Regions from separate parts of the Homo sapiens genome. Here region 2 is linked to region 1. A link is an interaction called in ENCODE POLR2A ChIA-PET data of the cell type or tissue named here. Cell type or tissue: PC-9. All regions are shown on one strand. Each heading gives the region's core, and the rest is flanking DNA. Links, peaks and the distances in the headings are about the cores only. Region 1 holds the start of MPP3 (MAGUK p55 scaffold protein 3). Region 2 holds the start of PPY (pancreatic polypeptide).

What was found. Peaks named below come from ENCODE experiments on the same cell type or tissue, not always from the same donor. Only the 100,000 strongest peaks of a DNase experiment are listed, where the experiment ranks them.
Region 2: POLR2A ChIA-PET joins it to region 1 with 13 read pairs; 2 of 35 experiments call an interaction of 5 or more read pairs at or near these places.

The regions. Positions count from the first base shown.
Region 1 is chr17:43,824,972-43,840,318 of GRCh38, reverse strand. It overlaps MPP3 (MAGUK p55 scaffold protein 3), which reads left to right and starts at 7,173. Exons shown (of 20, transcript NM_001932.6): 1 at 7,173-7,218; 2 at 7,500-7,558; 3 at 8,376-8,437; 4 at 8,642-8,760; 5 at 8,998-9,075; 6 at 10,212-10,292; 7 at 10,528-10,665; 8 at 12,487-12,568; 9 at 14,478-14,563. The coding sequence starts at 8,413. LOC107984979 (a long non-coding RNA gene) reads right to left here and starts at 6,614. Exons shown (of 3, transcript XR_001753057.2): 1 at 6,330-6,614; 2 at 371-462. RefSeq lists silencers at 7,044-7,143, 7,164-7,213. In PC-9, for the core only: no CTCF peak of the experiment used is centred there; DNase peaks (open chromatin) are centred at 5,948, 7,107 and 7,648; H3K4me3 peaks cover 1,776 bases; H3K27ac peaks cover 331 bases.
Region 2 is chr17:43,929,782-43,945,128 of GRCh38, reverse strand. PPY (pancreatic polypeptide) reads left to right here and starts at 2,653. Exons shown (of 4, transcript NM_002722.5): 1 at 2,653-2,708; 2 at 3,475-3,665; 3 at 3,915-3,986; 4 at 4,177-4,325. The coding sequence starts at 3,475. The coding sequence ends at 4,201. LINC01976 (long intergenic non-protein coding RNA 1976) reads right to left here and starts at 6,868. Exons shown (of 2, transcript NR_136406.1): 1 at 6,732-6,868; 2 at 6,167-6,568. It also overlaps LOC102724183. RefSeq lists an enhancer at 6,582-7,082. In PC-9, for the core only: a CTCF peak has its summit at 4,328; no DNase peak of the experiment used is centred there; H3K27me3 peaks cover 848 bases.

The sequences.
Region 1 (15,347 bases), core at 3,067-11,066:
CCGGGAGGCGGAGGTTGTAATGAGCTGAGATCGTGCCATTGCATTCCAGCCTGGGTGACAGAGCAATACTCTGTCTCAAAAAAATAAAACAAAAATAAAAATAAGAGAAATAGGTAACAAAAGCCACAAACAATAGGAAAAGTTATCAGAAATCTCAAAAAACAAAACAAAACAAAAAAACCCCAAAACCCCAGTACAGTAATTTCCCTTCTCATTGAGAAGTAAATGGAGCTGAGCCTGCCCTTTCTCCACCCGCTTCTGACTTGCCCTCTTGCTGCATGCCTGGGCACTAGCCCATTGCTCCTCTTGGAATTATTTCTGGTTCCCTATGGTGTCTGGGCTGAATGCCAAATGCAATGACAATGCACACCTGTAGCCTGAAGCAGATTCTCTCTGTCACCTCTTCAAGGATCGTTGGCATTCTCTTTTTTTCCAGAGCATGCTTGGTAAAGTCTCTTCTCCCTGTCCAGATGGACCCAAAGTCATTCATTCCTCTGGCATTGAGCTCATCTTCCTGTTCCCTGTGCAGCTGCTCTAAACGAGCACCTTGACCGAGCCCTGGCTGGGTGAGGCGACTCCTGCCCTGAGCTTCCGGCCATCTGGGCCAACTCCGCCCTGGCTGCACCTGCCCTGTCCTATGATGCAGCCTCTCCCAGCACTCCTGCTCCAAGCTCTCATCCACCTAAACATCTCTCTCTGCTTCTCTTTTCTTCCATTCTGCTTGCCCAAATATCCTCTGGACTAAAGGACATGTACATATAATATTTTAACAAATATTACCAGATCGTGTCCCAGAAAGTTTGCACCAAATAATATTCCTTCCAAATGTGTAAATGTGTCTTTTCCCCACATCCTTGATAGCACTGGATGTCAACAGACTTAAACATTTTTGTCTTAACAAGGGACATTGCCTCCTATTTTGGCTAAGAATTCTTCGATTATGAGTGAGGTTGTGCATCTTTTGGATTTTTTTTCCTTTTTTTTTTTTTTTAAACAGGAGATCTAGCATCAGTTTTCTGTGTTTATTGGCTATGTATTTTTTGTATTAGACTATTTTCTTTGACCGTTTAAAATTTTTTCATCTTTTCTCATTTATGTAAACTCTTTTAAATTGAGGAATTTAACTTTATCATATTGCATATGATATCATATGTTGCAAATAATATTTTTACCTATAAAAATGTTTACCCTTTTTTAAATCACACATATCCACCTTTTCCTTTATAGATTTGGATTTGGAATTTACTTAGAAATGTTTCCCTCACTGCAGCCGGGCGCGGTGGCTCATGCTTGTAATCCCAGCACTTTGGGAGGCCAAAGCGGGCGGATCACGAGGTCAAGAGATCGAGACCATCCTGGCTAACACGGTGAAATCCCGTCTCTACTAAAAATACAAAAAATTAGCCTGGCGTGGTGGCAGGCACCTGTAGTCCCAGCTACTCGGGAGGCTGAGGCAGGAGAATGGCGTGAACCCGGGAGGCGGAGCTTGCAGTGAGCCGAGATCGCACCACTGCACTCCAGCCTGGGTGACAGAGCGAGACTCCGTCTCAAACAACAACAACAACAACAACAACAACAACAACAACATTAGCTGGGTGTGGTGGCGGGTGCCTGTAATCCTAGCTACTCAGGAGGCTGAGGCAGGAGAATCACTTGAACCCGGGAGGCGGAGCTTGCAGTGAGACGAGATCTCGCCACTGCACTCCCGCCTGGCCGCAGAGCAAGACCCCGTCTCAAAACAAAAGCGAAAGAAAGCTGTATCCCTACCTCACTTCTCACATCAAAATATTTTCTCAGTAAATTTATTTTTATAATCTTGCAGAGGAGGGCAGGTGATCTGCCCGCCTCCACCTACCGAAGTGCTGGGATTACAGGCATGAACCACTGCGCCCAGCCTTTTTTCCTCTCTCTTTTTTTTTCCCATAAAGAGTAGCTATTGTAATTGTCGCCATACCTTATTTTATTTTGAGACAGGGTCTTGCTCTGATGCCCGAGCTGGAGTGCAGTGGCATGATCACGGCTCACTGCAACCTCTATCTGCTGAGCTCAAGCAATCCTCCCACCTCAGCCTCCTGAGTAGCTGGGTCTACTTGCACATGCATCAATTTTTTTTAATTTTTTTATTTTTAGTAGAGACAGGTCTTGCTATGTTGCCCAAGCTGGTCTTGAATTCCTGGGCTCAAGAGATCCTCCCGCCTCAGCCTCCCAAACTGCTGCGATTACAGGTGTGAGCCACTGCACCTGGCCTGTCCCCACATTAAAAAAAAAAAAAAATTCCTCTCCTTCCACTTAAATGTCACCTTTCTCAAATATTAAAAGACAGTATACATGAGGACTATTTCTGTTCTTTCAATTCTGTTCTATTTGTCTAGCTGTTGATTGCCTCTTTAGTACTAAACTTTATTAATTCATTTTTTTTGAGACAGGGTCTTGCTGTGTCACCCAGACTTGAGTGCAGTGGTGTGGTCATGGCTCACTGCAGCCTCGAACTCCTGGGTTCAGGCAATTCTGCTTCAGCCTCCTGAGCATCTGGGACTACAGGTGAGCACCACTACACCCAGATAATTTTTGCATTTTTTGTAGAGATGGGGTTTTGCCATGTTGCCCAGGCTGTTCTTGAACTCCTGGGCTCAAGTGATCTACCTGCTTCGGCCTCCCAGAGTCCTGGGACTATAGCCTCAGTACTAAACTTTAAAAATTGTTTTCATATTTTTAAATCCCACCTCCCTTGGTCCCATAACTCTTTTTTTCCCAGAACTTTCCTATTATTCACCAATGTTTATTTTTCCTGATGAATTGTGGTAGCATTTAATAAATTCTCTGTGAAAAATACTTCTTATATTTTAATTGGAATTGCATTGGGTATAAAGATTATTTCAGAATGAATTAATATAATTGCACTATTGAACTGTTCTTTCCCTAGCCATTTGAGGTACATTTTATCTTTTATGTCCTTCACTAGAATTTTAAAGTTTTTTTCTCCCAAATATCAATAGGTCTTTCATTTTTCCTATTAAGTTTATAAATTGGTATTTAATCTTTCTTGATATCTTAGTTTGGATTTTTTCTTTCATTATACTTAATAATTATTTTTGTCCACAGGAAAGTCATAATGTTTTTTTTGTTTGTTTGTTTGTTTTTAAGACAGAGTCTCGCTCTGTCACCAGGCTGGAGTGCAGTGGTGCGATCTCGGCTCACTGCAACCTCTGACTCCCTGGTTCAAGCTATTCTCCTGCCTCAGCCTCCTGAGTAGCTGGGATTACAGGCACGTGCCACCAAGCCCAGCTAATTTTTGTATTTTTAGTAGAGACGGAGTTTCACTATGTTGGCCAGGATGGTCTCGATCTCCTGACCTTGTGATCTGCCCGCCTCGGCCTCCCAAAGTGCTGGGATTACAGGCGTGAGCCACCGTGCCTGGCCGGAAAGTCATAAATTTTTAATATCAATTGTATACTCTGCCATCTTAAATTTTTTCATCATTTCTTTCTTGTAATTTGTTTCTTTTTATTGGTGAGTAAATATGCCATTGTATGGATATACCACAAGTGAATGAATATTTATCCATTCACTTCTTGATGGACACTTGAATGGGATTAATGCCCTTATAAGAGAACTTGAAGGGAGCACCCTAGTCCCTTTGGCCCCTACTGCCACATGAGGACACAGCGTTCATCCCTTTATGCCCGTCTTTCTTTCTTTCTTTTTTTTTTTTTGAGATGGAGTCTCGCTCTGTCGCCCAGGCTGGAGTGCAGTGGCGCGATCTCAGCTCACTGCAAGCTCTGCCTTCCGGGTTCACGCCATTCTCCTGCCTCAGCCTCCCAAGTAGCTGGGACTACAGGTGCCTGCCACCACGCCTGGCTATTTTTTTGTATTTTTAGTAGAGACGGGGTTTTGCCATGCTGGCCAGGATGGTCTTGATCTCTTGACCTTGTGATCCACCTGCCTCAGCCTCCCAAGGTGCTGGGATTACAGGCGTGAGCCACCGCGCCTGGCCTATGCCTGTCTTTCTCTTCCACCATGTGAGGATACCTATCCAGTGCCATCAGTGAGGAACAGGCCCTCACCAGACACTGAACCAGCTGGCCCCTTGATCTTGGACTTTCCGGCCTCTAGAACTGTAAGCAATAAATTACTATTACTTCTTATAAATTACTGTGGTATTTTGTTATAGCAGCAGGAACTGACTATGACAGGTTTTAATTTGCATTTCCCTGATGACAAATGATGTTGGATGAGTGCTTTCTCATATGCTTATTGGTTATTTGTATATCTTCTTTTGTGAAGTGCATGTTCATATCTTTTGCCTGTTTTTTGATTGGGTGGTTTGTCTTTTTATTGAGTTACAGGAGTTCTTTATTCTGAATACAATCTCTTTGTCAGATATATTTCTTCCTAGTCTCCCAGTCTGTGGCTTGCCTCTTTTCTTTTCCTTTCCTTTTCTTTCTTTTTTCTTTTCTTTTCTTTTTTTTTTTTTGAGACAGGGTCTTACTCTGTCACCCAGCCTGGAGTGCAGTGTCACAATCATGGCTCACTGTAACCTCTGCTTCCCAGGCTCAAGTGATCCTCCTGCCTCAGTCTCCTGAGCAGCTGGGACTACTGGCACAAGCCAACATGCCTGGCTAGTTTTTGTAATTTTAGTAGATACCGACTGGGTTTTGCCGTGTTGCCCAGGCTGGTCTCGAACTCCTGGGCTCAAGCCATTCACCCGCCTTGAACTCTTAAAGTGCTTGAAGGGATTACAGGTGTGGGCCACTGCACCTGGTCCCTGGTCCTATTTTCTTAATAGTGTTTTGTTTTGTTTTGTTTTGTTTTGTTTTGTTTTGTTTTGTTTTGAGACGGAGCCTCACCCTGTGGCCCAGGCTGGAGTGCAGTGGCGCGATCTCCACTCCCTGCAACCTCCGCCACCACACCCGGCTAATTTTTGGTATTTTTAGTAGAGACGGGGTTTAACCATGTTAGCCAGAATGGTCTCCATCTCCTGACCTCGTGATCTGCCCGCCTTGACCTCCCAAAGTGCTAGGATTACAGACGTGAGCCACTGCGCCCGGTCTTTTTTTTTTTTTTTTTTGAGATGGAGTCTCACTCTGTCACCCAGGCTGGAGTGCAGTGGCCTGATCTTGGCTCACTGCAACCTCTGCCTCCCGGGTTCAAGCAATTCTCCTGCCTCAGCCTCCTGAGTAGCTGGAACGGACACAGGTGTGTGCCACCATGCCTGGCTAATTTTTTGTATTTTTAGTAGAGATGGGGTTTCACTGTGTTAGCCAGGATGGTCTCAATATCCTGACCTCAGATGATCCACCCACCTTGGCTTCCCAAAGTGCTGGGATTACAGGCATGAGCCACTGCACCTGGCCAATAGTGTTTTTTGATGAGCAGGAGTTTTAAATTTTGATGAGGTCCATTTATCAATTGTTTTCAGGGTCCATGCTTTTTTTAAAAATTTTTTCTTTTTTTAGAAACGGTGTCTCTTTGTCACCCAAGCTGAAGCGCAGTGGACTGATCATAGTTCACTGCAGCCTTGAACTCTTGGGCTCAAGCAATTTGCCTGCCTCAGCCTCCTGAGTATGTGGGATACAGGCTCATGCCACCATGCCTGGCTTTTTTGTATCCTTTCTAGGAAATCTTTGCATACCCCAAGATTTAAAAGATACCCTCCTGTTTTATTCTAGTAGCTTTATCGATTTGCTTTATGTTTAGGCCAATGATCTCTCTTAAATTGCGTTTTGAATATGGTGTGAGGTAGGGATTGGGTCCCTTCAGGCACATAAATATCTACTTGTTCCAACACCACTTCCTGGTGTTCTTGTCCAAAATCATTTGACCCATATCAGATGGATCAGATGGTTCTCATTATTTTTCCAACAGTAAACATTGCAGCTAAGAATGTGTCTCATGCAGTCTCTCTCCACTCAAAAAGTGTGGTCTGCAGACCAGTGGCGTCACATCACCTGGGAGCTTGTCAGAAATTCAGAATCTGGCACCACTCCAGCATTACACAACCCCCTAGTGAGTCTCAGGCACGTTACATTTTGAGGAGCAATAGTGTAGATATTTCTTGAGGAATGAGGATAATTTTTGAGGAATGAGGGGAAACATCATCATGACATTTGCTGCCTCTCACAGCCTCCCCATGCACTACAGCCTGTGGGGCCTGCCAACCCATTTTCCCTGGTTACTGTGCAGGGCTAGATTTACTTCCAGACTTAACCTCTGGGTCCACCTCTCCTGACATGTGCTGTGCCGTTCTTTGCTGCTGGGATTGAGGGAAGGGGGCCCACTCACTCACCCACTCCTCACCTTTTAATACCCACAACCACCTGCTCACTCACCCAGCAGTTCCTATGCTCTCCCCTATACACATTCTTTCACCAGGAACCTCAGTTTCCTCAATTGCAGAACCAAAATAAGAATGGTCTTGATATCAGGAACTACTGTGAAGGGAAGTGATCTGAGGAGTACCTGGGCATGGAGACAGCACAATATAAGTCAGTTATCGTCATGGCCATTTCAGAGCTCTTTTTCCAGTAAAGCCCCTGGATGCTGCTCGCCTCTGCTATGTAGCCTCACTCCCCTGCAGCCGGGCAGAATGGAGTCCCCCTCCTCTCCAGCCTGACTTCTCCTCCCCTGCTCCGCGTCCCCAGGGCAGCGTGCACCGATAAATCTTTCCCAGCGCGTTGCATTGTTACAGCGAGTTGCCCTCGCATCCGACCGGCCCCCCGCCCCACCTCTGGAGATCTTCAAACCCAGGATCTGTGCCTTGGTCGTCTTTGAAGCCCCGGCCCCTGGCACAGCGCCTGGCACCTGGAGGGCGCTCAATAAATGTTTGCAAAATCGAATTCTCTGTTGAGCAGGTGTCCACCCCTCCACTCGCGGAGGGTGGGTTGCGCGGGCGGAAGGGAAGTCTGGCTGTGTGCCAGGGTGCGGGGGGACACAGGCAGGGGACTCAGGGAGCGGGAGAGCGGGAGCGGGTACGACGCCGGCTAGCGGAGCCCGGCCCGGAGGGTGCGGCGGTGCCAGACGCGGAGGGCGGCCTCCGCTCCTCCCCCGCCTCCTCCCCGCGCCGCGCCTCCTCCCCGCGCCGCGCCTCCTCAGGCTCCGCCACCCCCGCCCGGCGCGGCAGCCGCAGGGAGGGGTCCGGGAAGGCGGAGCCAGCGGCGGCCCAGGCTCTGGGCACTCGCGCGGCTCCCGTTCGCGGAGCACACATCCCGGCGCGACGAGGTAGGAGGCCGCGAGGGGAACGGACGAGGGAGCTGGGCGCCGCGGCGGGAGGGGCGGGAGGCCGGGCCGAGACCCTCCTCCCGTGCTCCCGGACAGCCTCGCGGCCCACCGAGCCCACCGCGGGAGTCTCAACCCCGCCCCTCGGCCCCCGCCTCCCTCTTCCCGCGCCCGCCCCGCCGCGCGCCCCCCGCTCCCTGCTGCTCCGCGTCCTCCGGGACCGCCCTCCGAGGTCCCCCGGGGTCGCTGCTCCTGCGCCCAGTGCGCTCCTTGTTCTCCCACAGGTTCCTTCGGAGAGCGAGCGGGAGTCGGTGCTCGGCCTCCTGCGGGGAGCAGCCCGAGGGTGAGTCCGGCGTGGCGTGGCGGGGCGGGGCGGGGCGGAGGCTGGAGGGCCCGGGGCCGCTCTTACGCCTCTTAGTGGCACCGGGGCTCGGCGCTGCGGGCTGGCTCCATGTTTGCGGAATGAATCAGTCATGACTCTCCTTCTCCTCTTCCTAAGGAGGACTTTTTGAGGTCCACGTGCTGCAGAGCACCTTTGGAGGGCCTCATGAGATAGGGGTCCCCCCTCCTGCATAGTGGAAGCCCGACTCCCATTTCCCCCCCTCCTCTCTGCACTCCAGTCTGGAGGCTCCCTTTGGGTTGGGTCTTGGGGGGTCGGGGACAGGGGGCTTGTAGGCCCAGCCAGGTAGTTGTGGAAGGTGTGTCCCAGCAGGAGACTTGAGCCAGGGCTCTTAGAAGGTTGCAGTGGAGGGGGCGCGCTGCGGAGGACAGCTGACACTGTCAGGCAGGGTCACTTGGCACCTCCAAGGCCAGCCTGGAAGAGCCTGCTTGAATATGGATTTTGACCCACAGCTTACTGAAAGCTTCCACGCCGCTGTTTCTTCATCAATAAAATGGGAACATTCGCAGTCATTTCTCAGGACTTTGTGCAGACAAAAAGTTTATCATAGAAATCACCCCACACAATGCTTGGCACATCGAGGACACTCAGCACATCTTAGCTTTATTTCCTTCCTCTCTGAAAAAAGTAAGCAGAGTTATTTGTTCCCATCCTCTCTGTCCACAGCCTGGTCTCAGAGAACACAGTAGATGTGTAGTCAGTTTGTTCAATAAATATGCTTGATGGAGCTTCAATACCCACCTCCACCCCCTTCTCCCAGAATCTGCAGGGAGAGGTCGGGAGGTGACAACGCCAGCATGCCAGTGCTATCGGAGGACTCTGGTAAGTACCTCCCCCCGGCTGGACCTGCCACAGTCCTGAAGACAAGAGCCTGCCTGGCAGCCTCCAGGCCCTGGCAGTGAGAGCCTGGGGAGAGAATGTCCTCACGGCAGGACTGAAGTGCTGTTTGAGGCCCCACTCGGGCTCCTCGGGGGCAGGGAGCACCCACTGCGTTTGCTATCCTTTGTTTTTCTCACCTCTCCCCAGGTTTGCATGAAACCCTGGCCCTGCTGACCTCCCAGCTCAGACCTGACTCCAACCACAAGGAGGAGATGGGCTTCCTGAGGGATGTTTTCAGTGAAAAAAGCCTCAGTTACTTAATGAAGGTGAAGTCCCACGTCATCCTGCGTGGAAGGGTGTCTAGAGGTCTTTCTAGCTGTCTGTGGCCGTCTGAGGTCATCCTAGTCATCTCCCTGCCCCAGGAAGGCCTTCACTTGCCCACTACACAGGACTTTCTCTTATGGTGCCCTGTCAGTGGCCCAGTCTGCTGCCCCAAATGTCCCCACAGCCGTGGGTGGGATGTGTGGTGTCCAGGGTGCATCTGAAATACTCTGTCTTTGCAGATTCATGAGAAGCTTCGCTATTATGAAAGGCAAAGTCCAACCCCAGTTCTGCACAGCGCTGTGGCCCTCGCTGAGGACGTAAGCCCCAGGTTTCTCCTTACAGTGTCTGCCCCACTCCCCACCCTGTAGGGCTCCTTCATCTTGCCTCGCTTGCTTAGTGTGGGGACACCGGGAATCAGGAGCCCAAAGGTGAAGAGGTGTTTTCTTCCCTTGTCCTCCTCCTTCTCTTCCTCTCTCTGGGTTCCCCGAAAGGTAGGGAGGAACCCGTGAGCCTTGGACTGGGCTGGGAGACACTGTGACATGGAGCTGCCCACTTACTGTGTGTTCTTTAGCAAGTCTGCTTCCTCTGCTGTAAATGAGAGCATTGGATTGGCTCAGCAGTTCCCAAACTGCCCTGAGGACTGGTGATTTGAATAGGTCAATAAGACATTATGTCTGTGCTTTCCTGAAGTCAAGGGACCTACAGTGTGTCCCCGCATACTGGCTCAGGCTTCTCATTTTTTAAAGGAACGCTTCTTAATTTCTTGTGGACCTAGTCGTCTATGTTGCGTGGTTGGGGAAAACCCATTCTGGTTGATTACTAAGATCAGTTCCTGAATAAACTCACCTAACCCCAGGAGATGGCCTGGGGAGGGATGAGTGCAGCTTGTGGGTGCAGAGCCCTGGGCCCTTCTCCACTGTGGAATGTGATTAGGGGCACATTAGATTGCCTGGCTCCCAGGCTCAGCGCTGCCTGTCCCACCAGCTCTGTGATGTTAAGTAGGCCACTCAACCTCTCTGAGCTCCCATTTCCTCATTCATAAAATAGCATCTGAGAGCCAGATAAGCCCAGGTTCAAATCCTAGCTGTGCTGTATATGAGCTCTGTGACTTCGGGCAAAATGTTTAATCTCTTTGAGTCTCAGGATTCTCATCTGTAAAATGGCAAAGTAACAAGACCCTCTGCATCAAGTTGGTTGCGAGGGTTCAGTGAGAAGATCCACATAAAGCAGAAAGCACGTAGGGCTTAAAACGGTGGCTCCTTGGAGGATGGCCCCATAGAGCTGCTCCTGACCCCTGGTGTGATGTTCCCAGGATCATCGTCGTCGGGTGGTTGAGGGTCTGGTGTGCCCCTGGGGGCTGCAGCTGGGTGGGCCCTTCCAAAGAGGAAGGACCCAGCAGATATGGGGCAGGGGCACCTCTAGCCATCAGTGGCGCCTGTCTCATTCTCTGCAGGTGATGGAGGAGTTGCAGGCCGCCTCCGTGCACAGTGATGAGAGGGAGCTGCTCCAGCTGCTGTCCACCCCGCACCTGAGGGTAGTCACACAGAGCCCCTGCCCAGCCATGCCTCTGGGTCTCCTGGGATGGGGGCGGAGGGAGCTCTCCTAATGAGGCTGAGGAGTGGAGACTGAGGGAGCGATCCTCAGCACTAGTGTCTGGGCAGTTGTCTCTCTGGCATGGCGTCTGCCACCCTCCATACCACCGGCCAGCTGCGGCCTGCTGACCCTGTGAGCGGCGGGCCAGCCTTCCTTTTCTCTGGCTTTCCCGGCAGGCTGTGCTCATGGTACATGACACGGTTGCCCAGAAGAATTTTGACCCCGTTCTCCCGCCTCTGCCTGACAATATCGATGAGGATTTTGATGAGGAATCGGTGAAGATCGTCCGCTTGGTGAAGAACAAGGAACCCCTGGTAGGTGCTGCTGCCTGCCCCTCTCTAACCCACTCTTCCCCTGCCTCTCACCCCCACCCAGAACACTGGACAAGATCCTCCCCGAAGTCTTCAGAGTGAGTGACGGCAGCTTTGCCTGCGCTGCTGCTCATCCCTGTGGTGCCTCTGTGTGCAGGGCACCCCTTTCTCTAGGTGGATACAGCCCCTCTCAACTGTGGCCAACACCCTTTGTGTAGTTAATAACCTGCACAATTGTACAGGGTGACCCTGATCATGCTTTAAGCCAGAAATGGACAAACTACAGCCCAAGGGCCAAAACCAGCCCACAGCTTATTTTTTAAAATAAAGCTTTTTTGGAGCACAACCAGGCCCATTCACTTACAGATTGGCTGTGGCTGCCTTTATAGTGCGATGGCAGAGTTGAGTCGTTGTGACAGAGACTGTGTGGCTGGCCTCAAATATTTACATGTGGCCCCTTATAGAAAACGTGTGACAATGCCTGCTCTGAATGTTGAGGAAGCACAGGGCATTCCTCTCCCCAGCAGACAGACTGCTATCACTTTGGTCCTGGTTCAGCATTGATTTACCGAGCAAAGGGACAGCGTTGTTTATGAGATGCTCAGAAGTGGTGGAAGCCCAGAGAATTGAGATTGGCTCCAGAGGATCCCACAGCTGGCATTCTCTATTTCCAACTTTCCCCAAATGACCTCCGACGAGCCTCTTCTGCAAACAGACGAGGATCTCTCCTCTGCCTCTGTTTCCTCACTTGTAAAATGGAGTGGCCATCCATTGATTTAGCAAACACATTGTGAGCCCTCCTATCCAGGCTCTGTATTGGGTGCTGGCGGTTCAGAGCTGAATAAATGATGGATAGCGATGCTGGAAAGTTCTCAGTTCTGGGGGGCTAGAAGTCCTGAGGTTCTTAGCTGATGGCCTCTCTTTCTAGCAATAATTATCTTACGTACTTCAAATAGATGGCACAGATGATGTTAACAATAAGTGTGCAAATGTGTTTGCAGTTACAGCCACTAATAAGTGGTTAACATATGTTGAGTGCTTACTGTGTACTAAGTGCCTTGAGTGGAATCCTTGCAACAACACTGTGAGTTAAATGCTGTCCCACATCTCACAGGAAACAGGCTTGGAGAGGATAAGAGATTTCCTTGTTAAGTCCACATGCTTTTTGTAAACGGCAGAACTGTGTTCACACCCAAGGCTGTCCAGCCCTAGAGCTTAGCTCTTAAGCTTTCTGCCGTCCTGCTGCAGTCCGGCCTGTGTGGTGCAGGAAATCGAGGGCTCGTTAGTGCCTTTCTCATCCTAAGTGTCATCTCTGCTGTGCTTCATGGGCCAAGTCCTGGTCCCGAAGCCCTGGCTGGGGTGCATAATTGGTTTCCCTCAGCAGCAGCAGAAGGCCCGGTAACCCTGTGATTGGGTAGAGGCAGGGTGAGAATTAGCTGGCACGTGTCATCCTCATTATTAAATGTCTTTGCAAGTGGTAGGAACTGTGATATGAGAGAGATGTGATGGAGAACTTACTGGATTTGGCATCACAAAAAGCTTTCCCCTTTACCAGCTGGGTGACCTTGAGGATATTTAACTTCTCTGAGCCCCAGTCCCTCATCTAAAATGTTGCAGCATTATTGTGCCTTGTAAACTGTACAGTGCAGGGCTATATTAATGGGGGATGTTGGTTTTGTTTTGTCTTCAGCATTGGGAAGGTCCCCACTGATCTCTCTGGACTGTCAGAGGGAGGGACTGGGGAGGCTGTGTTGGGTCCAGAGAGTAGGGGTCTGAGGTTTGGAGCTGCTGCTTAAGAACCTGTCTCTTCTGTCTCGGGTTCAGGGTGCCACCATCCGGCGGGACGAGCACTCAGGGGCTGTTGTGGTGGCCAGGATCATGCGAGGAGGCGCAGCAGACAGGAGCGGTGAGTGGCGGCAGTGCAAAGCTGGCCCAGCCCCGATCATGGCCATTGTTCCAGAGCCCTCCACCTTTGCTAATAGGTCCCCTTACCTCCCTCCTATCAGGTCACCTGTTTGGGATTTGCTTTGCTTTCTGGGGTTGTGGCTGGAATTCTCATCTCCTTCCCAAGTCAGTAGAAATTTTAATAGAAAATATAGGCCAGCTGGGCATGGTGGTGCACACCTGTAATCCCAGCACTTTAAGAGGCCGAGGCAGGCGGATCACTTGAAGCCAGGAGTTCCAGACCAGCCTAGCCAACATGGCGAAACCCCATTTCTACTAAACACACAAACCTGGGAGGCGGAGGTTGCAGTGAGCCAAGATCATGCTGCTGCACTCCAGTCTGGGCAACAGAGTGAGACTCTGTCTCAAAAAAAAAAAAAAAAGAAAAAAAAAAAAAAGCCAGGCACAGTGGCTCACGCCTGTAATCCCAGCATTTTGGGAGGCCGAGGTGGGCGGATCACCTGAGGTCGGGAGTTCGAGACCAGCCTGACCCACACAGAGAAACCCCATCTCTACTAAAAATACAAAATTAGCCAGGCTTGGTGGCACATGCCTATAATCACAGCTACTTGGGAAGGCTGAGGCAAGAGAATCGCTTGAATCTGGGAGGTGGAGGTTGCAGTGAGCCGAGATCGCGCCATTGCGCTCCCGCCTGGGCAACAAGAGTGAAATTCCGTCTCAAAAAAAAGAAAAAAAGAAAAAGAAAATATAGGCCATGCACGGGTGGCCCACACCTGTAGTCCTAGCTGTTCGGGAGGCCCAGGCAGGAAGATTGTTTGAGCCCAGGAGTTTGAGGTTGCAGTGAGCCGTGATTACACCACTACACTCTAGAGTGGGCGACGCAGTGAGACCGTCTCAAAAAAAAAAGAAAAAAAAAAAAAATATATATATATATAAATAGTCATGGAGTACTTTGGGGTGATTGAGAAAAAGCTCATGCGTTGGTTTAGTCCAAGGACTGTGACAGTTAAGAATATAGCATGGGCTTGCGGGATTACTAACTGTGGGACAGGGTTGACACCCTTCCCCACCATCCCAGGTCTTGTCAAGCTACTATTACAAAGAGAGTGTTTGTGCCCCAGATTCGTTTGGGTAGAAAGGTTGAGAATCACCGGTGTGTGGAAGAGCTACTAAGCTGGGAGACAAACCTCCTGGTATAGGGCGATGTTACCCCCAAAGTCTGGGGGGTCATCGTTGCAGAGAATCCTAGACCAGCACTTTGCAAACATTAACGAGTCCACGAATTCCCTGAGCATCTTGTTAAAATGCAGACTGATTCAGCAGGTCTGAGCTAGGCCGAAGATTCTGCACTTTTAACCTGCCTCCAGGTGATGCTGATGCAGCCGGGCCAGTGCCCACTTTGAGTAGCATATAGGGCCCTAATATGCAGAGACATTAGTCATTCAGGCAGAGGCTCATAGTGTGTTTACACTCTTAATGATGTCTTCATTGGTGCCTTTGTCTTTCCTTGTTAAGACTTAAGAATGCCATTCTAAGAGTTAATGATAATTTTAAAGAAGCAGAGATTATAGCAAAAAGAACACAGGCTTTCTACATCATAATAACTGTGTTTGAATACTGGCTTCATTATTTCTCAGCAATGTGGCCTTAGGCAAGCTGCTTAATCTTCCTGGGTCTCAGGTGCCAACTTGTAAATTGGAGATTTTACTGGGTGATTTGAGCCCTGCATGCCGAGTGAGGTGCCCAGCACTTAGCAGGGCTTAGTTCGCCCCAGTCCCACCCATCAACTTTAAACCTCGAGTTGGCCCTGCAGTGGGCTTCTCAGGCCGGCCCCTGTGGTGCTTGGAGCTCTGAGCGAGGGGTGCTCAGGTCCTCCTCCTGTGCTGATGGTCAGTCCCTGTGTCTCCTAGGCCTGGTCCACGTTGGAGATGAGCTCCGAGAAGTGAACGGGATCGCAGTCCTGCACAAGCGGCCCGACGAGATCAGCCAGATTCTGGTCCGTGCTACAAGCCTGCTAGGGATGTGCTGGGTCTTCAGACACCCAGAGCAAGGCACTTCCTGGAGCCAGGACAGATTCTGGCTTAGCCTTGCTGTTGTCCTGAGGAGGTGGCAGGCAAAGTGGCCTTATGGTGTGCCCCTAACAGTGTGCCCGGGGTATGGGGTGGCAGCAGGAGGAGGGGAACTTCCCTTCCATCTGCCTCTCTTAGACCTTCTCCTCAGCACAGCCTTCCTTCCTTCCCCTGGTTCCCTTTCACAAGGCCCCTCCTGGGTCCTGGGTCCTGGGTGTGAATCCTGGCTCTGCCTCCTTCCAGCTGTGCAACCTTGGACAAGCCATCAGATCATCTGAGTTTCCATTTCCTTTCCTTTAACGTTGGGATAGAGTTTCTTTCTCAACCAATGTGTGGTTATCATTGGCATGCTAACATCTGGAAAAGGGTAAAGCCCTTCAGAAGTGTAAGGGGATTTTAAGGTATAAAATGCTTGGCTGAAAACCTCCATGGTCCATTCTGGGGAGTTGAAGTCAAAACTGAAATTGTGAAAAGCCCCAATCATAGCTTGGTCCCCTTTATCCTCAGGATTCCTCCCCTGACCTGACACTCTGCTAACTTCTGATGGTTTTGGGGGCAGAAACAGGATGAGATCTGAAAAGAGGAGGCCCACTGTTTAAAGCCCTCTCTGGGCTGGGCTCAGTAGTTCACACCTGTAATCCCAGCACTTTGGAAGGCCGAGGCAGGTGGGTCACCTGAGGTCAGGTCGAGACCAGCCTGGGCAACATGGTG
Region 2 (15,347 bases), core at 3,226-11,225, 100 kb before region 1:
CAGGTGGAGGTCATTGAATCATGGGGGCAGTTTTCCCCATGCTGTTCTCGTGATAGTGAGTGAGTCATCACGAGAGCTGATGATTTTATAAGTTGCTCTTCTCCCCTTTGATCAGCACTTCTCCTTCCTGCCGCCTTGTGAGAAAGGTGCCTTGTTTCCCCTACGCCTTCCACCATGATTTTAAGTTTCCTGAGGCCTCCCCAGCCATGCTGAACTGTGAGTCAATTAAACCTCTTTCCTTTATAAATGACCCAATTTCAGGTAGTTCTTTTTGTTTTTTGTGTGTTTTTTGAGATGGTGTCTCACTCTGTTACAGCCCAGGCTGGAGTGTAGCGGCACGATCTCGGTTCACTGCAACCTCTGCCTCCCTGGTTCAAGTGATTCTCCTGCCTCAGCCTCCCAAGTAGCTGGGATTACAGGCATGCGCTACCACGCCCGGCTAATTTTTGTATTTTTAGTAGTGATGGGGTTTCACCATGTTGGCCAGGCTGGTCTTGAACTCCTGACCTCAGGTGATCCGCCTGCCTCAGCCTCCCAAAGTGCTGGGATTACAGGCGTGAGCCACTGCGCCTGGCCTCGGGCAGTTCTTTTCAAAGCAGTATGAGAAGGAACTAATACACATGGCCATGCAGTGTAGAAAGCACATCTACTACCACTTCCTCCTGGATTGTCACCACATCCCTGAGAGGACCCAGAAGAGGAATCTGTTGTTTGCAAAGGAGAAAAATGAAAGCTACGGTTTGGTTGACATTTGTGGAGTGCCTGTTATTTCTTAGGCACTTAGGTTTACCTCTGCGACAGGATAGAACTGTAAGTGGCCCTGGCATCTGAGTCAATCCCTAGATCCATTGTCTGTTGGGTGGGGCTGGGTCCCCACATGAGTAGCAGCCAGAACAGGTCCCTCCAAGGCCATGGTCCTGTGGGAGCTCAGATCCTTTTAACTAGGGTTGGAGCCTGGCGCCCTCTGGCGGCGAGCTGCAACCTCTACCCGCCAAACCCAAGGCCAGGCTGAGACCAGCCACCAATTCACACCCTTGTTTTGCAAGTGGAAAACCTCAGTCCAGAGAAAGGCCCGGGCTTGCTGAGACAGAATGACTTTCGTATTTGCTTTGTGGAATGTAAGTTGTCTGGTGAAGCATTATTGCTCTTCTTGTTAACCAAAATCAAAATTGAGAGGGTCAAGGCAGAACACTGATGTTTGCTGAGCCTTCCTTTATTCTCCCTATCTTCAGATGGGTGTGATGAGCCTATTTTACTGAGAGGAAAAGTGAAGCTCAGAGAGGCTAAAGAAATTACTTTCCCAGGCTCACAGAGCCAGCCAATGCAGAGCCAGGATTTGGACCCAGGTCTGTCTGACTCTAAGCCCACCCTGCCAGATCCCTGGAGTTTCACCTCCAGTCCCCTCTTCCCCAACAGTCCCCCCCATCTCCCAACTTCTTGGTATACTGATCTGGGACAGCAGAACGTCAGCAGTCATAAGTCCTTAGCTCCGTACTTGGTGTCACCGTGTCATTCAGACACAGCCAGTTACCACTCCTTGGCCTAAGCAGGGGAGGGAGACTGGGGGTTGGGAAGAGACGCTGGGCAGGGGAGACTCAGGGGCTTCTGGTGGGGATGGATTAGTGGGGTTGAGAATCTAAGCCAGAATTCGGAACCTCGGTAGCTATGAGATCTTGAGCAAGCGTCTTTACCTCTGTGAGCCTCAGGTTTCTCAGCCAAAAAGTGGGAAATTATAACAATACTTTGACGGCCCCACTTAGGAAAAAAAACAGTCCAGGTTTGGAGTTAAATTTTGGGGTCTGACTGGCTGTGGGGTTTGGGGCCAGTGATTTGACATCTCTGAGCAGATTTCAGATCCTGAATCTGTAAAATGGGTTGTTGTGGGGATTTAGTGAGGTGACTGAGCTGGCAGCACTTTGGAAAATGTGAGGCTTTACAAATGAAGCTGGTTTTTAGCACTTCCCTGGAATGGGGGCTCTGAGATGGGGAGGGAAATGGATACTGGAAACCGGCACCCCCCTCAACATTTCCCCTGAACCCAGGCACATGAGTTCTCATTCTGCATCCTATGCACCCACCAAATGGGTTTCTCCAAGCCTGGCACCCCACTCCTTTCCACCTTGCCTGAGGACCTGAGGCCCCTTCCCTCTTCCCACCTTGTTCTAGTTGCAAGCTGCAGAGGATGGCCTGAGTTTCCATTCTTCAGCCTGGAGGCTCTGGCTGTAGCCTCAGTCTTCCAGCTGCAGCCTCAATCTTCTGCCCCAAGAGAATCCGTTGGATGATTTGGGTTGATCTTTGGGAGGCAGGAGAGCTAGTTCCAAGGCCTGTGACCAAAACCTTTCAGTCACTCTCGAGTCCCAGAACCCCATCTTTCTTGAACCAAGCCTGCTCTGGTGCCCAAAGGGAAGGGGTGTCAGTGATGGGGGCCCACAGGAGACTTTTACTGTGGTCCAGTTTTATCTGTTATGCTGCTGGTCTGGCACCCACAGAACTGCCCTGTCCCCCTCCCGTCTCTGGCCTCAGTACTGGCGTTGCCAGTATGAGGAGACAGTGAGAGGAGGGGTGAGGGCTTCGGAGTGAGAGAGGCTGACAGGAGGCGGGGACTCTGGGGGGCTGAGGACTATAAAGCGGCCCAGCCGAGGGCAGGGGCCCATCCGGCCTGAGGCAGGTGCTCGCTTGGTCTAGTGCCCATTTACTCTGGACTCCGGGTAAGTGGGCTCAGCCTGCCTGGGGCTCTGGGGGCCTCCCCCAGGCTGGGGCCTGGGATGGAGAGGAGGTGGTGCTTTGCAGGGCCAGGGGCCTTGGGAGGCCTAAGGTCCTGCTTGGGTCTTGCTTTCTGCATCTGGACAGACCTGTCACGCTAGAAGAGCCGTCTGCTGACTGCACGTGTGTGTGCACACTCGTGTGCATGGCTGTGAACTGGAATGTGTGACTGTGACCTTGTGAGTGACTGGGGTCCCTGTGTGAGTGCCTTTGCTGGTCTGTGCAGGACGACATGGACAGTAGCGTCTTCTCCAGGACCGATATCTGTGTCTCTATCGCAGGGTGGAGGGCCAGACCCACAAGGCCATGGATTTCTGTCCTTGGCTTCCCGAGTTCATTCTGTGTCCCCCACCCTGTGGGTGACCTGGCATGCCCTTATTCCCACTAGCTGCTGCCTCCTGGGAGCCATGAGGCCCTGGATGTCATGAGTCCCGTGTCTCCAGGACTCACATCCCCATTTTCTCTGCTATACTTTTCTAACTTGCGAGGCCCTGGCTTGCTGGGCTGCTCACAGGACAGGCTGTCCGTGCCTTCAGAGCAGTGTCTAGGAGGTGGAGTGGCCAGCTTGGAGTGGCCCTTTGCTCTGCCCCCTTGTCCCCAGGCTTGGAGAAATGGATGATGGGCTAAGGGGCTGGATAGTTGGGCCCTGCTTCCTGGGCACGGGAAAATCTGCAGCCCGGGCTCTCCACCTCCCCTCTGCTTGCTCCTCAGATGGCTGCCGCACGCCTCTGCCTCTCCCTGCTGCTCCTGTCCACCTGCGTGGCTCTGTTACTACAGCCACTGCTGGGTGCCCAGGGAGCCCCACTGGAGCCAGTGTACCCAGGGGACAATGCCACACCAGAGCAGATGGCCCAGTATGCAGCTGATCTCCGTAGATACATCAACATGCTGACCAGGCCTAGGTGTGTGCCACAGTTGGGGAGAGAGATCCCAGCCCCTGGGACCCTGGGCCCACTCCACATTCCTGGCCACACCCTATCCCCAGCCCCAGCCCCAGCCCCTTCCAGGCCTGCTCTTGGGAAAACAGGGCATCTGTGCTCAACAGGCCTAGACCAATGTGCCCTGGGCAAGATGGTGCCTACAGGCAGATATGAAACAGGTGGGCTGGCACCTGGGCACAGTGCTTGCCCCTGCTGCCTCTTCCCTCCCAGGTATGGGAAAAGACACAAAGAGGACACGCTGGCCTTCTCGGAGTGGGGGTCCCCGCATGCTGCTGTCCCCAGGTGAGTTTGACTCCCTGCCCTGTCTGTCCAGCTCCCTGGAGCTGAAATGGGGGTGGTGGGACTGAATCAGGGCTTGGAAAGGTGTAGTGGGGGGTGGAAGAGGGAGAACAGGAGCCCAGGGCCAGCCTGAGGCCTCCTGAGGGCACGAGGCCTACCCCCTACACTGCCATGTTCTGCCCTGTCCTCACAGGGAGCTCAGCCCGCTGGACTTATAATGCCACCTTCTGTCTCCTACGACTCCATGAGCAGCGCCAGCCCAGCTCTCCCCTCTGCACCCTTGGCTCTGGCCAAAGCTTGCTCCCTGCTCCCACACAGGCTCAATAAAGCAAGTCAAAGCCACAGCCTGTCCTGTGTCTCTGTGGACCCCTGGTGGGGGCAGCAGGAAGTGCCAAATGCATGGGAGAGAAAGGGGAGGGCAGGGCAGGGCAGAGGAAAAGGGGATCATCCAGAACGTTGGCGGGGGTCATCAGAGTCACTCAACTCATCCTCTCCCCTTCGCAGAGGGAAAAGTGGTGGCCAGAGGAAGGCAGGGACTCCTCTGAGCAGATGGTCCTTCAGCAAGTCTGTGAAGTGGCAGTCTTGAATCTTCCCAGTTCAGTACCCATAGACCTTCCCGACACAGCCTGATGACAACCCTTCCCCAAGTGCACCCCTCACCAGTGCCTTACTGCAGCCTAGGCAGCAGAAGCACCAAAATTTATACGAAAGCACCCTTGGCATGGGGGCAGGGGCACAGCCCAGCCTGGAAGAACGATTCTGGTGCTATGGCAGTCATGGCTGCATCCAGGGGCCTGAGCTGCCGTCCAGAAATTTGGAGAGAATGGGCTGCCCTGAGAGGTAGTGAAGTCCTGGGCACAGGAGGTATTCAAGCTGCTGTGGAAGGGGAGGAGGCTAGATTAGCTGAGAGTTCCAGCCACCATGAGTTGAATCTGTAGATTGTACACTCCAGCCCTGGGAGGACAAGGACCTGGATCCTGCCCCAGGGAGGACTTCCCAGATTCCCAGAGAACCCATCTTTTCCTGGCCCTTCTCAGGCACCCTGAATAGGTGGGGACAGTGCGCGTGTGCATGCGTGTGTACGCGCATGTGTAAAGGGGAGAAGTGAGGGAACTAGAATGTTTCTGGTTCCTAGAAAGGCTTCTCCTGCCTCCCCCACATGCTTGGTCTCAAGGGATGGGGTTATGGGTTTGGAGGATGAGGGGTCCACTTTCCTGGGCTCAGCACCTTGCACAGAAATGGAAATGACACACAATTGTGTTTCCCCTCAAGTCCTACTCCATCTGGTGTGTGCAAATGACCTGGAAGTAGAAACAGGTCCTAAAAGGCAAAGAGCTTCTAGAGGATGCAGCTGCTTGGCTCAGATTGATTTTTTGTTTGTTTTTGGAGACAGGATCTTGCTCTGTCACCCAGGCTGGAGTACAGTGGCATGATCACAGCTCACCATAGCTTTGACCTCCTGGGCTCAAGCGATCCTCCTGCCTCAGCCTCCCAAACAGCTGGAACTACAGGCACATGCCACCACACCCAGCAAATTTTTTTATTTTTTAGAGACAGGGTCTTGCTATGTTGCCCAGCATGGTCTTAAACTCCTGGGCTCCAGCGATCTGCTCACCTCGGCCTCCCAAAATGCTGGGATTACAGGTGTGAGCCACTGTGCCCAGCCTCAGGTTGATTCTTAAATCCAAAGATGTCTGGATAGAGAGATGGTTTCGCAAAAGAACGGTTTGAGTCTGGGAGAGGGAGCCTGAAGTCCCAGCATTTTCTCTGGCAGCTTAAGGGGATGCGCGGTGAATGGGGAGAGGAGTCTGGGCTGTTTGGTAGAAACTTGAGCCAGGTGGGAGTTGGGGTGTGTCTAGCTGAAGCCCCTTCTTTGAGGTTTCTTCTCTCACCTCTGCTCTCCCTCTGGGTTAGAGCCCCCCACACTGGTGCTGTCTGTGCAGGACTACAGGGGCAATAAGTGTCTTCTCCAGGACCCGTATCTGTGTCTCTACCACGGGGTGGAGGGCCAGACCCACAAGGCCATGTGTGGGTGGAGTGGGGGAAGGTGGATGGGTTGCCAGGGGAGGCAGGGGAGGACCCCCAACAGCTGAGGTCTTTTTCTCTCACAGCAGAAACTACAGGGTCCCACTTCCCGTTCCATGGACTGGTCCCTCCCTGCCCGCAGGCCCACAGAAGTCACTGAAGCAACAAAAATTTGTCTTTATTGTTTTCACTGAGGGGATGAGGAGGGGTCGAGGCCCCTCTCAATACAAAGGGGTTGGTGGGCAGAGAGGCGTCTGGAGGCCAAGGCCCAGCCTGGAGAAAGAAGCCCCCCCCACAGGGGTGCTGTGTCTCCCCGCATGCCCGCCCCCAGGAACTTCCTCTCGCTAGCACCCAAGCTGCCCCCAGCCCCGAGGCCCCTGGCTCGGTGCCCAGCATCCAGGCTGTCCTACCTGGGGCCCCGGGAGGAGGTCGGTGGTCGGGGTTCCGAGGTGTTCAGCCACTGGGGGTTCGTGGTGGTCCATGGTGGGGGTTTCGTGGCTTTTGATGGGGAGGTGTCCGTGGCGTTCGCAGTTTTCTTGTGGTTTTTAGATTTCTTCGGGCTGGGAACAAGTCTTTGCAGTCATGAGGCCGCTCCCCGAGCCCAGCTCAGGCCGCGATGTGCGTGGGGGTGCCTGGTGGCGTCCGTGTCCCCCCCCCGCGCCCCCCCCACCCCCCGCTTTCCTCCCTCCCTCCCTCCCTTCCTCACACCCTCCGCCGGCCCACCTGCTGTTGAAGAGCTTCCCCAAGTACTTCTTGATGGAGCCTAAGTTCAGCCAACTGGCGGCCCTGGGCTGCGGCACTTGCAGCTCCTCGCCGAGGGCGCCCTCGGGCTGCATCAGCAGCGACACGAGGCCCGCTATGGCCAGAGCGAATGCGCAGCGCAGAGCAGGCGTCTGGAGGGGGCGGGGCAGACAGAGCCGCGGGAGGTCACGTGATGCCGGGGCTGTGGTCAGCGCGGCACCCGGACCGGAGCTTGCAGGTGTTCCGCGCGGTGGGCAGGCTGGGGTGCAGGGGCGCTCAGACCGAGGGTCGTGTCTATTTCTGGGACACACACCAGAGCACGGACGCCTTAAGGGACATCCTGGTGCTCGGAGGAATGGTACACACCTGGACATGCCCGGTGATGCAGGCAGAGCATCGAGGCGCGGTGGCTCACGCCTGTAATCCCAGCACTTTGGGAAGCCGAGGCGGGCGGATAACCTGAGGTCAGGCGTTCAAGATCAGCCTGGCCAACATGGCGAAACCCCGTCTCTACTAAAAATACAAAAATTAGCCGGGCGTGGTGGTGGGCGCCTGTAATCCCAGCTACTCTGGGGGCTGAGGCAGGATAATTGCTGGAACCCGGGAGGTGGAGGTTTTAGTGAGCCGAGATTGCGCCACTGTACTCCACCCTGCCCAACAGAGCCAGACTTCGTCTCAAAAAAAGAAAAAAAAAAAAAAGAAAAAGAAAAAAAAAAAAAAAAAAACGAACGAGGAGACACACCCTAAGGTGGACGCATGAGGACGGCATAAAGCCATTGGTCAGCTCCCTAACCTCACTGCCCTCTCTCCCGCAAACTCCTTGCTTATCCCCCTCCTTTCTCCCTGCTGTTCCCGCAAAATGACGGTCACTCTGTTCTCTGCCTGGAAGACTCTTCCTCCAGACATCCTCATGGCCAGCTCTGTCTCCCCTTGTAAGCATTAGCTCAAAATCCACCTTTTAAATGGATCCTACCCTGACACCCCTATTTATAATTGCAACCTGGCCGGGCGCGGTGGCTCACGCCTGTAATCCCAGCACTTTGGGAGGCCGAGGTGGGAGGACTGCTTGAGCCCATGAGTTCAAGACTAGCTTGGGCAAAAGACAGAGAGCCCCGTCTCTACGATTTAAAAAAATAAATAAATAAAATAATATTGCAACCAAACCCCTCATCTTGCTCTTTTTCTTGCTCTATTTTTGCCCTATTTTTTCTTTTCTTTCTTTTTATTTTATTTTATTGTTTTAAGGCAAGGCCTTCTTTTGCCTTCCAGGCTGGAATGTAGTGTCGGGATCATAGCTCACTACAGCCTCAAACTCCTGGGCTCAGGCCATCCTTTTGCTTCAGCCTCCCAAGTAGCTAGGTCTACAGGTGCATACAATCATGCCCAACTAAATTTTAATTTTTTGTAGAGATGGAGTCTTGCTATGTAGCCCAGGCTGGTCTCAAACTCCTGGCCTCATGAGATCCTCCCGCCTCACCTCCCAAAGTTCTGAGATTACAGGTATGAGCCGCCACACCTGGCCTGCACTTTCTAACTTACTATATTCTATACTTATATTTGTTGTCTGAGTCCCTTCCCAGCGGCATATCCTCCCTCAATGTAAGCATCATTAATTACAGCTGGGCTCTTCGCCTATTTTGTCTATTGATGGATCACAAGCACCTAGAATGGTGCCTGGCACTTAGCAGATACTCAGTAATACATATTAAATGAATGACTAACAGTTACACACAGGAAAGCCAGCCTGAGGATTCACACACCCAATGCACAGAGAATTTTGTGCCTGCAACACACAATGATTCACAGACTATGATGCCCGTAAACATGATGCACACTCCCAGAGCTCCTAGGCCCCTCAACCCTCTTTTAACCAGGAACTCTCCTCATCCCCACCACCCCAAGCAGGAATAAGAAGCCCTAGTAGCTATCCTGGCCATCAGAATGGCAGACGAGGCTGCCCTGGCCTAACTCCTTCATGCCCTTAGTGGGCCTGAGGAGGGGCCCTTGGTGCCAGCCCCCATCCCCAAGCTCTTAGAGAATACAGCTGATGGGGGCCCAGACTTGGCCACCAGACATCACCATGGTGCTGGGCAGGTGCAGAGGAGCTCAGCAGAGTGTCTCTGGCCAGGACCTGAGGCCCTTTATATTCCTAAGCATCCCTGCCCCCTTTCCCTCTGAGGCTCCACTCCCAGCATAGCCTTCTTTTCCTCCCTGTGTCGTGACCTGAAAGTCCGGAACGGAGAGAAGGTGGGGGTGGAAGCACATGGGCTACCAGCTGTTCTGACCAGGTCACAGTCCCTGCCGGGGGCCCAGAAGTGTGGGTAGCAGAGGCAGGGAGGCGTGGGGTGTCGGGTAACTTTTTGCTCCAAGTACACAGATCCTAGGGAGAAACTGGCTCTGGGCTTGAGAGGGGGCTGTGCTTTTCCCAGGGGTTACTGTCAGGGTTTGGAAGGGGGTTATGCTGAGACCAGATGCCCCTCCCCATCTGGCTAGATCCAAGGTGCCTCTGCCTCCTTCTCCTGCAGGGTTACTTTGGGATCCCAGCACCCCTATTCCCTCCCCCTAGGCCCGCTGCCATGGGGAGGGGGTGGAGTTGCAGTTTCTGGTTTCAGGATTGCAGGCCCCGCTGCACAACCTGGAGATTTTCTCAGCCTGCCTGGCCATTTTGGAGCCCCTGAGGCATGACCTGCTGAGCCTTCTGGAGGGTGGTGGGTCTTGGCTGCTTGGATGATGGACTTAGGCCTTGGCTGCCTCAGGCCACAGAGCCTCAGCTGTGTGGCCTGTCAGGTCCCCTCTACCTCCTCAATATTGCTGCTTTTATGGGGCAAGGTTGTAAAATGTGCACCAATTCTTCATGCCCACACCAACCCCAGAAGGGGCACAGTAGGAAGAGCAGGGGCTTCTGGGTAGGAATCCTGACTTCACTCCCTCCTGGCTGTGTGACCTTGATTAGGGGACATTATCTCCCCTGAGCCTCCACATCCTCATCTGTGAAATGGAGCTGGTTAAATCCTGGCATAGGACTGTCGTGAAGATGGAGTTGGGTGATGTAACTCAGCCTCTGGGCAGCTCCTGGCACATGCTAGGTGATTAACAGGCGTGAGAGCCCCTCCACTCATAGAAGAACCCCCCCCAACCTTTTTTTTTTTGAGATGGAGTCTCACCCTATCGCTCATACTGGAGTGCAGTGGCATGATCTCGGCTCACTGCAGCCTCTGCCACCCAGGTTCAAGCGATTCTCCTGCCTCGGCCTCCTGAGTAGCTGGGATTACAAGTGCTTGCCACCGTGCCGTACTAATTTTTGTATTTTTAGTAGAGATGGGGTTTCACCATCTTGGCCAGGCTGGTCTTGAACTCCTGACCTCGTGATCCACCCACCTTGGCCTCCCAAAGTGCTGGGATTACAGGCGTGAGCCACCACACCCGGCCTTAAAAGAACCCCTTTCTCCCATCTCCACTTCTCCCGAAAGTGTCTCATCTTCTGGCCTCTTCTCCTTATTAAAACTTGCCCTCGGCCAGGCATGGTGGCTCATGCCTGTAATCCCAGCACTCTGGGAGGCTGAGGTGAGAGGATCACTTGAACCCAAGAGTTTGAGAGTAGACTGGGCAACATACTGAGACCTTGTCTCTACAAAAAAAATTTTAAAAGCCAGGTGTGGTGGCATGTGCCTGTGGTCCCAGGTACTGGGGAGGCTGAGGTGGGAGGATTGCATGAGCCTGGGAAATTGAGGCTGCAGTGAGCCAGGATCACACCACTGCACTCCAGCCTGGGTGACAGAGCAAGACCCTGTCTCAAAACAACAACAAACAAACATACAAACCAACCCTGCTCTCAGTGGGGGTGAGAAATTCAATGTCAATGTCAATATCACTGAAGTTTATGGGATGGCTCAGTAGCCAAGTGAGACCAGGACCGCATTTCTACGCAGCCAAGAATCTCTAGAAAAAGAAATGAAATTCCCATGATAAATTTCCATAGTACAGGTGGGAGGAGATATCTGGGGACCAGTGTACCCTAAATACCAGCAAACAGGCTATTCCTTATCCCCATTTGTCACAGCCCAGTGTTGAAGAGCTCAAGAGCTCAAACCATGTGTCCCTTTGCAGCCTTGGCTGCCCTTACAAACCCAGGCTTTTCTGCAGGCACTGAAGGCTCTCAGCCCCTTGCTCTTCCAGACTCTCTTACTCATTCCAGGAACTGTAGAAGGGTATGGGGAGGGAGGAAAGGGGGAAGAGAGGAAAGGAAGAAGCTCAGACGCTGCCTGCTGCTCTCTGAGGGCAGGAGGCGGTAGTGGTAGCCCTGCAATGGGCAGGATGAGGGAATGTGGCTTGAGGACACAACTCCGGGTGGGTCTCCCTGTCAACTGCCCCTTAAACTCTGACTGCGAGTTCCCACTTAAATGGAACTTCCAAATTCACTGTGGAGGACATGCCCAAATTCCCAGAGGGCAGCAGGCCAGGGGCTATGGCCTCCACTTCTCAGAGAAGAACACTGAGATGCAAAGAGAAGCTACGCAGATACCTGGTGCCACCACAGCTGGGGCTAAACCCGCCATTTTGACTCCAAGTCAGTGTGTGACCATTTGGATCGGCCTATTTCTGAGGCCGCTGAGATAAGCGCCGGGGGCTTCCTGTGATGCATGATGGTTCTCAAATATCATTCTCTGCTACCCACTGTGGAATAGACCCAATGATAGAGTGACCTTGAGTCTCCTGGCTGACTTGCCCCAGACTGACCATCCCACCCACTCCGGGACCACCGCTACTCCTTTCTGCTGGGTGTGGCCCAAAGCTGTCCTCCCACCGGCTCACTACTTCCTACCTGCCCTCAGTGCATCTGGGTGCTAGTGATGTCCTGAGAGAGGCCATCAGCTTGACTGCTGACAGTGGAGAGCAGCTGGCCTAGGAGAGGCCTGGCTGCCCTGTACAGCATCACTGCATTTTTTAAAAAAATGTCCCATCAAAGCCCTTTCCCCTTGGTGAGGGAGTCACATGGTGACCTGTGTTCTCCCTTCTAGACTGCATGCTTCCCAAGGGCAGCTGGGGTCTTGTTCAGCTCTGAACCTCCAGCATCTAGCACAGTGCCTGGCTTACTGTGGGCCTCCATGGATGCTTAGTGGGTGGGTGGAGGTGGGAGGGAGGCAGGAAGAAGGGAGGGAGGTAGAATGGGAGTGGAAGGGAGGGAGGGACTGATGGATCAATGGATGTGATGAACAAAGGGACAGCTAAAGGAGTGAACAAATGCATGGCCTGGCTCATGTCATGGGTCCTGGAACCCGCTGCTGCCTGTCCTCATGTCTTCATGTGCCTTGTTTCGCATGTGTGTGTGAAGAGGCAGAGGAAGGTAACTAGGGGACCCCCCTCTCATCTGTGGGCTCCTCCAGGACCGGACTTGTGTCTCCTCTTCTCTTGGATCTTCCTTGCTCCTCTGCTCCCCGAAACCTGAGGCTGGGCCACACCTGGTCTTCAACTGCCCCTCATTAATCCCGGGACTCTTCTCATATGGAACCGTGCTAGGGTAGCAAGGGCAGTGTGTTCTGGGCACAGGGTCCAGGGGAGAGGAAAAGGCAGCCTCTCCCAGCCTCCTCCTCCTCCCAGAAGCCTTCTTCCCCCGCGCCCCCAGCCCTCCTCCTCCCATAGCCCTCCTCCCCACCTCACTTGAGCAGGCCCCTCCTACCCTCCAAGCTGTAGTTCCAGCGCTCATGCCGGAACTGGAACTGGCACTCCAGGCCGAGGTGCATGGCGTCCCACAGGGTCTCAGCCAGGCTGGGCTCCCTCCCGCAGAGCTGCTTCTGCTGCCGGGACAACTTCAGCAGGTCACACTGCTTCAGGTGGGCCCTGCCCTGTGCTGGGGCCACCGCAGTGCCCAGTCCTGGGAAGGGCATCAGGACCTCCCACCTGGTCAGGCTGGAGACGGCGAGAGGACAGAGACGGGTGAGCCTTGGGGATGGTGGTGAGGGGCAGGTGAAGGGAAGGGAGCCTCCTTGGGTGCCCCCAGTGTGGGTGGAATATACATCATTTCAGGGCTCACCCCAAAAGAAGTAACCCCGTTCTGGGACATCCTGGGCTCCTAGCCAGGGTAAAAGAGCAAAGGTGGGCGAGGTGCGGTGGCTCACACCTGTAATCCCACCACTTTGGGAGGCCAAGGCAGGCGGATTGCTTGAGTCCAGGAGTTTGAGACCAGCCTAGATGACATAGCGAAACCCCATCTCTACTAAAAGTATGAAAATTAGCCAGGCATGGTGGCACAAGCCTGTAGTCCCAGCTACTTGGGAGGCTGAGGCAGGAGGATAGTTTGAGCTCAGGAGGTGGAGGCTGCAGTGAGAAGAGATCACGTCACTGAACTCCAACCTAAGCAACCGAGTGAGACCCTGTCTCAAAAAAGAAAAAGAAAAAAAAGAAAAAAAGAAAAGAAAAGCAAAAGTAGAACCAGGCAATGGCTCCTTTTTTGTTTGTTTGCTTGTTTATTTGTTTGTTTGTTTGAAACGTAGTCTTGCTCTGTCGCCAGGCTGCAACCTCCGCCTCCCGGGTTCAAGCGATTCTCCTCCCTCAGCCTCCCAAGTAGCTGGGACTACAGGCATGCACCACCACCACGCCTGGCTAATTTTTGTATTTTTAGTAGAGATGGGGTTTCACCATGTTGGCCAGGATGGTCTCAATCTCCTGACCTTGTGATCTGCCTGCCTTGGCCTCCCAAATTGCTGGGATTACAGGTGTGAGCTACCGCGCCCGGCTGCAGTAGCTCTTAAAGTGCCACATCCTGCTTAGATGTGGCACTTATCATGTTGCTCATGTGCCACTGGCCAGGGTAAGTCCTGTGGTCAAGCCAGGAGTAGTCAGAGAAGCCCACATTCCTCTGAGCCAAGGGACAGCTCTCCTGTTTGGAGCCACTTGCCTTAACCAGGGCTTCTGACTGGATGCCACATCCTCTCTGTATGCCCCAGAAGTTGGAAGCCTCACCAGAGGGTATGCGGCCTGGCCAGGCCCCAGGTGGCCTCAGAAATCACCCGTAGATTCCACACCCATCAGGTGCAGTCAAACCATCATGGAGCATATCTCTGAAACCTCTGAGCAGAGACAGATGCTATCGGGCTCCCCTTGGCCTAGCCTGACCCTGGGCTCCTCTCCCAGACAGGGTGAGGGCAGGGACCCGTTAATCATTAATCTGGGGCAAATGGGTAATTTTACAGTCCACCAGGTCTACACCCAAACCCCTCCCTGCAGCCTGGCAGGAAGCCCTCAGAGACTTTGCAGGTCCAGAGCAGAACTGGATGTCAACTCCAGCTGAGGAGGCCACGCCTTGACTGGCTTCCAGTGTGGAGGGCAGCTTGGGGGCTGCAGCTACCTTGCCCTCAAATGTCCTCCTCCTCACACCAAGGGCTGGTGTGAGTGGCGACTTCTGCTCACACGATTCCAGTGTTTCAGAAACTGGACCTCCCTGGTAGCAGCTGATTGACAGAGGAGAGAGCAAGCAGGGAGTGATGGAAATTTTGGCCAATGAAGCTGCATATCCTTCAAGACCTGCCTCATATGCCATTTTAAGAATAACGGCTATTATTATTGTATCATCATAGCTACATTATATGTCATATGATATGATATATAACACATTATTATTTTTACTACTTTTTTTTGAGACAGAGCCTCACTGTGTTGCCCAGGCTAGAGTGCAGTGGCATGATCTCTGCTCACTGTAACCTCCGCCTCTCAGGTTCAAGCAATTCTCCTGCCTCAGCCTCCTGAGTAGCTGGGACTACAGGCACGGGCCACCACGCCTGGCTAATATTTGTATTTTTAGTAGACACGGGGTTTCACCATGTTGGCCAGACTGGTCTCGAACTCCTGACCTCAAGTGTCCACCCACCTCAGCTTCCCAGAGTGTTGGGATTACAGGAGTGAGCCACCACGCCCAGCCCAAGCTGTGTTCTTGTCTGGGACTCCCCTATGGTATGGAGTGGAGGCTCTAAGTTGGTTTGCCTAACTAAAGGCGTCATCCTTGATTATGACCTCTGACATCTGGAGAGTGCCAGAATTCCCTAGGCTGCACTTGGGCCCAGGGAACCTCACCTCTACAAAAAAATATAAAAATTAGCTGGGCGTGGTGGCATGCACCTGTGATCTTCTTCCTTTGTGGTGCAAAATCTTATTTCTGCCTACTGGCCAATTGATCAGGAATATGCACCCTGGTGTTTCAATCTCCAAACAATAACATTTTGCCTAACAAACTATTCAGGTTCAGGTTCCTTTAGTAATGCCTGTTTCCTCTCCCCACCCCACACACCAAGCGGGCTGTACATTTCATTCCCGTTAGCAGGACTAAATATCTCTGCTACACTCGGCACCGGGATAGCCAGTTGGAGGACCCCTAATTTTCTGCCTCCTAATACTAACAATTGGCCCATGTGTACTCACCTTCATATCCTGCTTTATCTCCCAAAGGCTGAACTCCCTTGTTCAGGCAACCACCCAGAAACACATGAATACCGTCATTCTCCTCCGCCAAGGCCGGTATCAGCGCCTCAAGGAAAACAACTCTGAAGTCGAACGCCCACTGCTTCAAAACCCACACGCCGAGTACAGCACCCCTATTCGGAAGGA